Regions from separate parts of the Homo sapiens genome. Here region 2 is linked to region 1. Evidence: chromatin contacts called from ENCODE Hi-C data. All regions are on one chromosome and are shown on one strand. Each heading gives the region's core, a stretch centred on a gene start or an enhancer-like site at or near the end of the contact. The rest is flanking DNA. Distances are from core to core; before and after follow the strand shown.

Evidence for each region. Hi-C counts contacts between places; a loop is a spot of excess contacts on that map. Pooled maps may share reads with other maps.
Region 2: a loop to region 1 is called in a map of B cell, with 25 times the contacts of the local background. The contact joins the promoter of ATP5MK here to the promoter of NOLC1 in region 1. A Hi-C loop is called at or near these places in 2 of 168 maps with a recorded cell type or tissue (B cell and CD8-positive, alpha-beta T cell) and 11 of 50 pooled maps.

The regions. Positions count from the first base shown.
Region 1 is chr10:102,150,852-102,153,755 of GRCh38, forward strand. NOLC1 (nucleolar and coiled-body phosphoprotein 1) reads left to right here and starts at 1,538. Exons shown (of 13, transcript NM_004741.5): 1 at 1,538-1,679. The coding sequence starts at 1,560. RefSeq lists enhancers at 1,024-2,223, 1,129-1,428, 1,599-1,648.
Region 2 is chr10:103,395,009-103,397,912 of GRCh38, forward strand. ATP5MK (ATP synthase membrane subunit k) reads right to left here and starts at 1,467. Exons shown (of 5, transcript NM_001206427.2): 1 at 1,401-1,467; 2 at 738-1,024. It overlaps PDCD11 (programmed cell death 11), which reads left to right and starts at 1,618. Exons shown (of 36, transcript NM_014976.2): 1 at 1,618-1,722. RefSeq lists enhancers at 730-1,562, 955-1,044, 1,195-1,444, 2,102-2,603, 2,604-2,904.

The DNA.
Region 1 (2,904 bases), core at 288-2,787:
TTCTGTCTCCCAGGCTGGAGTGCAGTGGCACGATTTTGGCTTACTGCAACCTCTGCCTCCCGGGTTCAAGTGATTCTCCTGCCTCAGCTTCCTGAGTAGCTGGGATTACAGGCACCCGCCACCATGCCTGGCTAATTTTTTTTGTATTTTTAGTAGAGACAGGGTTTCACCATGTTGGCCAGGGCTGTTCTTGAACTCCTGACCTCAGGTGATCCACCCACCTTAGCCTCCCAAAGTGCTGAGATTACAGGCATGAACCACCGTGCCCAGCTTTGTTTTTGATTTTTGAGATAGGATCTCACTCTGTGGCCCAGGCTGGATTGCAGTGGCAGGATCATAGCTCATTGCAGCTTTGACCTCCCTGGCTCAGTTGATCCTCCTGCCCCAGCCTCCCAAGTAGCTGGGACCACAGGTGCATGCCACTACACCTGGCTAATTTTAAAAATTTTTTGTAGAGATAGGGGGGTTTCACTGTGTTGTCCAGGCTGGCCTCTTAACTCCTGGGCTCAAGGGATCCTCCCACCTAGGCCTTCCAAAGTGTTGAGATAACAGTTGTGAGCCACTATGCCTGGCCAATTTTATATAGGAGAGGGGGGTGTGTTCCCATGAGGATCCTTATCTTTCCTGAGCGGCATTAGTGGGAGGTAGCCAAGGGGTAGTGGGTAGGATTGAAGGGATTGCTAACTGCTAATATCTGGAATGTGGCAGAACTTGGAATTAACTTGGTAGGTCTGAGCATTGATACTGGAGTTACTCATGACAAAGGCATTGATACTGGAGTTACTCATGACAAAGGCAGAGTGTGAACTCTGATCCCGGAGGAAGAAGGGTTATTTTCAACAATCTCTTCAGCTTGAATAGATTGTTGCTGTGTGTGATTCAGGTTTGGTGCATGACACCTTTCCTCTTCATGGAGCTGACCTAAGGCGGAATATAAGGGAGATGGGAGGGGCAGCTTGGGAAATCAACACCTCCCACCCTCACGACGGATAACCCGAAGGATCTTCTGCAGCAGAGGCAGGAGTCTGGAGGCTGGGATGGTATCAGAAAGGGCCTCCCTGGGTATTGGAGGCAGTGAAGATGAAGGGCGAGAATCCATTGGCCGTGCCAGTACGCCATGGGGGCGGTTGGGAGATCTTGTAGAACAACTGTTCGAGCCCGCTTGTCCACTCATTACTCTGGAATCCGAGTCCCAGCAGGGGCGCGGGAAACCGCTGCTCTGAGAAAAGGTACCTCCCCCAGAAAGACTGCGCGGGAAGTCCCGAGTTTTCCCGCCACGCCGAGGGCGTGATCCCTGACGTCAGAGCTCCGCCTCCACAAGCTGGCGGCCGGTGGGCTCCGCCCTTAACCAAGATGGCGATACGCGTGGGACCGGAAAGAGTTTATAGATTTCCCGTCTACCCTACCTCTGAGGTGAAGGTGGGACTGCCCTGTGGAGCCCACCCTTTCCGTTATGCGCCCGCGCGGCGCAATGACGTAACACAGGCCCGCCCACTGCCCCTGTTGGGTTCCTGAGTCGTGCTGCGTCGACAACGGTAGTGACGCGTATTGCCTGGAGGATGGCGGACGCCGGCATTCGCCGCGTGGTTCCCAGCGACCTGTATCCCCTCGTGCTCGGCTTCCTGCGCGATAACCAACTCTCAGAGGTGGCCAATAAGTTCGCCAAAGCGACAGGAGCTGTGAGTTCCGGGCTTGGGGCGGGGACCGGGCTGAGATGACCACAAGGCTTCAGGCCCTGACGTGCTTAGGTTTCCAGGTGGGGAAGTCTGGGGGTCCGCCAGTCCAGTGTCTGCAAGGCCTTTACGCCGACCCCTCGGCAGTGACCAGAGAAAGCCTGCGGCCTCGGTCGCTTACCTTCCTCCATGTCTGAGTAGATATCGCTGAGTCTTGTTGCTTTTTTCTTGTGACCTGTGCAGCGGCGGCAGCGTGGGAGCCTCGTGGCCCCAAGCCACATGGCTGGCAGAGTGCAGCGGGGAGGTAGAGTCTTGTTCCACTGAGGACGTTGGTTCTTCGGCATCTTCTGGGGGGCTTTTCGTTGGGTGAGGCAAACCGTGATTTGACCTTAGCCTCAGTCACATTTACTGGGATTCAAAAGCAAGTGAAATTTCTTTAGAATGAAGTCTGGGATTTTCGTTTGTAAAGAAGAAAATGAATGAAAGTAGAAGCAGAGTTTTGTTTTGAGTTACACTGAGAATTGAGAGTCATCAACAGCCCTACCAAGTAGGCATAGTAGTGGGCTTGGAGCTTTGGCTAATTGAATCAAACAAACCTAGGTTTGGGACCAGGCTCTGCCACTTTTTAGATACGTGACCCGGGCAGTTTATTTAACCTTTCTGAGTCTTTCTACAGGGATGTCATCATCCACTTTATAGGATTTTTGTGAGTTTCAGTAAGATGATGTGTAAGAGTAGCAATCTCAGTGCTGGTACAGAGGAATCTTGTAAAAGTGAAAGCTGTACCATAGTTATGGCAATTTAGGATGCTCCAAACACATGTAAGAGTAAGAGAACCAGGAATGTGAAAGGTTTGTAATCTACATCAACGGACATTCCTGCATGGGAAGACACTTTGAGAGAGGAGAGAGGGGGGGTCTTCAGCAGGGATGATAGCATGACTAGGAAGGATGGCTTGCACTTTTAGCAGAATCAGGCTGCGAAAGCAAAGAATCAGATCAGCCTCAAAACTTCCTTAAGCTGGGACAGGCTGCCATGTGATCTAACTGCTTTCTTAATGAAACTGTTTAGAGTTGACTGTTAAGGAGACTGCGGAGAGTGCTTTCACAGTGGACTGGATGGAATTGGACATTTCAGAATTAGGATTCTTTTTTTTTTTTTTTTTTTTTTGAGACGGAGTCTCTGTTGCCCAGGCTGGAGTGCAATGGTGCGATCTCGGCTCATTGTAACC
Region 2 (2,904 bases), core at 217-2,716, 1.2 Mb after region 1:
ATTCTGATTGCAGGGAAGTGCATGGTTCAAGAACTGAAATCAATCACTCAAGTTAGTCTGGGTCTTAAAGGAGGAGGACTCTTGAGAGGCTCAAATGGAGGGCCAAATGGGGAACGGGATTGTTGCTGGTGAGATAATGGAGTAAGGTCGAAAAATTTGGTTCTGCACTCTTCAGCACGGTGCAGGTTACTTTAGGGCAAAGATAAAGGAACCCTTGTGTTTACAGTGCCCTTTGTAAGACTCCTAGTTGTGATTTAATGTTGTTAAACGGTGGTATGTTTTAATTAAGTTGCTAACTGCCCTTCTTGAGACAAGGTCTCGCTCTGTCGTCCAGGCTGGAGTGCAGTGGCGCGATCTCAGCTCACTGCAATCTCCGCTTCCCGGGGTCAAGCGGTTCTCCTGCCTCAGCCTCCCGAGTAGCTGGAACTACAGGCGCGCGCCACCACGCCCGGCTAATTTTTGTATTGTTGGTAGGGACGGGGTTTCACCATACTACTCAGGCTGGTCTCGAACTCTGGACCTCAGGTGATCTACCCGCCTCGGCCTCCCAAAGTGCTGGGATTACAGGCGTGAGCCACCGCGCCCGGCCACTAACTGCTCTTAAATGTAACTAATCCTTCCGTGCCTCTCTCCACCTGTGAGATGGGCACTTTATTAAAGGTCCAAAGTGACCAGTAGCTCTTGTTACTTTCTCTGTTCCTCGATATTGCTATTTTCCTTTCTAACTTAACACCTACCTGGAATGGTGAGATCACGAGGTAAGGAAGGCAAAGATGAGTGAGAACCACTCAGGTAACAGAAGCAGCCTCTTGCATTCACGGAGTTTACAGCTCTCTGTTCTGGTTACCTCCTAGGAAAGGCCTTCCCACTGATCGTCTATAGACTGAAATCTAACCCTTTTACAGCGGGCCTGGCGAACTGTAGGGGCCGGGCCACATTCACTCGCTTTGAAAAAGGCTGCAGCGCACCTAAAGGAGGCCCGGCTGGCCAGCTTCCTAAAGCACAGCTCGGTGGGAACAAACAGCTATGGACATACAGAAGAAAAGAGGTTAATTCGGCCGGTGATGGGGATCAGAAGCCCTAGTCCTCGTCCAATATTACGTCACTGGGTGACCTCGAGGGACGCTTCGCGGAGGGCCTCATTTTTCTCCACTGGCGAATGCAATCTAAGGGTCTTCGGAAACTGTGGGAGCCCTTGGGCGCACCTATCCGCCTCACCTCGAGGCTTCTCACCCGCTGGCCGCCCCCTTGCGCCCCTCGTTTTTTCTAGCTCCTTTCCCATTCCCCACCGTTTCTCTCCTCCAAAGCTAAGAACTCGAGTTGCTCCTCGGCCAGAAACGGCGGGCGGTCCTGCAACGTGCAGGCGCCAGGTCCAAGCCCGGACTCCCCTCTTCACCCACCTGCCAAAGCCGCAAATTCCGCAGCTGGTGTCCTTCAACGAATGTAACCACCTCTCGGCCCGGCCGGAAGAAGCCACCTCCCCCGCACGCGTTTAGCCGGCCCCCGCGATTCGGCCTAATGCGACGATTGGCTATGGCTCCAAATCCCGCCCTTCCGATTCCTGTCTCTAGGTCACCTCCGCAACACAGCAACGGAAGTAGGGTGTTGAGCCCGCCCACACTTCCGGAAGAATTGCACTGGACTGTGGGTATCCTGGTCTCCGCGTGTGTGAGTACCGCGGCGCGAGGTTAGTGGTAGCTGGGTGCAGACGCCGTGGCGCTGGTGAGTAAAGGCAGAGGCGAAAAAGGAGGAAACCTCATGGCTGTCAGGTCTGTCCCAGGCCTGGTTCCCTGCCAGGCACACGCTAGATGAGTGTGGTTCGGCCACCTTAGCCCCGCTTCGAAGCCGGCTCTGTTGTAGCAGCCCCTGTAACCCCAGGCTTTGTGTTCGGAAAGTAGCCTAAGTATCTTCTGTGCCCCTGGATCGCCTTACTTTTCAGAGCCTCAGTTTCCCCTTGCTTGAAAGGAAATTAAGGGTGAAATTATCAGCAAACTAGACCCCCCAAACTTTCCTGTTTCTATGAATCATATACCCATCCCTGATTCCATATCCTTGGCCCCACCCGGTCATCACTTCTTTAGTCTAAAGCCCTTGTAGAGTCTTATTACCAAGTGTCTGTCAGAACTAACCTCTCCTGTCTTCTGTTTTCACTTATACCCAGTTCTGGTTCTCATGGTTTCTCTGCTGTACTGCATTTGAATCCTTTTTTTTTTTTTTTTTTTCTGTCACTGAGATAACAGGAAACAGTGCATTTGAATCCTTCTACCGAATTTACTTGCCTTCAATACTGTCTCTCTTCATGTCCAATCTATAGCCTGCAGTATATTTTTCTTGCTTACTGTTCTCTCGCTTTCCCTGCTTAAGTCTCTGACTTGCCAAAGCAAACTACCCATATCTAATTCAAGGTCTTCCACAAAAAAGCCCAACTTCTCCTTTAATTTTTTTGAGACAGAGTCTCACTTTGTCTCCCAGGTTGGAGTGCGGCGGCATGATCTCAGCTCACTGCAACCTCCGCCTCCCGGCCTCAAGCAATTCTCACGCTTCAGCCTGCCTAGTAGCTGGGACTAGGCGCAGGCCACCACGCCCGGCTAATTTTTGCGTTTTTGGTAGAGACGGGGTTTCGCCATGTTGACTATGCTGGTCTCGAACTCCTGACCTCAGATGATCCACGCGCCTCGGGCTCCCGAAGTGCTGGCATTACAGGTGTGAGCCATGGTGCCCGGCCTTCTTTAAAATTTAACTTCAATTTTTATGCTTTAATCTCCCAGTGGTCTAGTTGAATAATTCCTCAGAGACAACAGCAAGCCTTTGAGCAGTTGTTTGATAGGGAAATTGCTGGTGTTTATTGAAATAATAGGCTTTTCCCATCCATGTCTTTTCTCACATTCCCTTTCTACCTGTCAA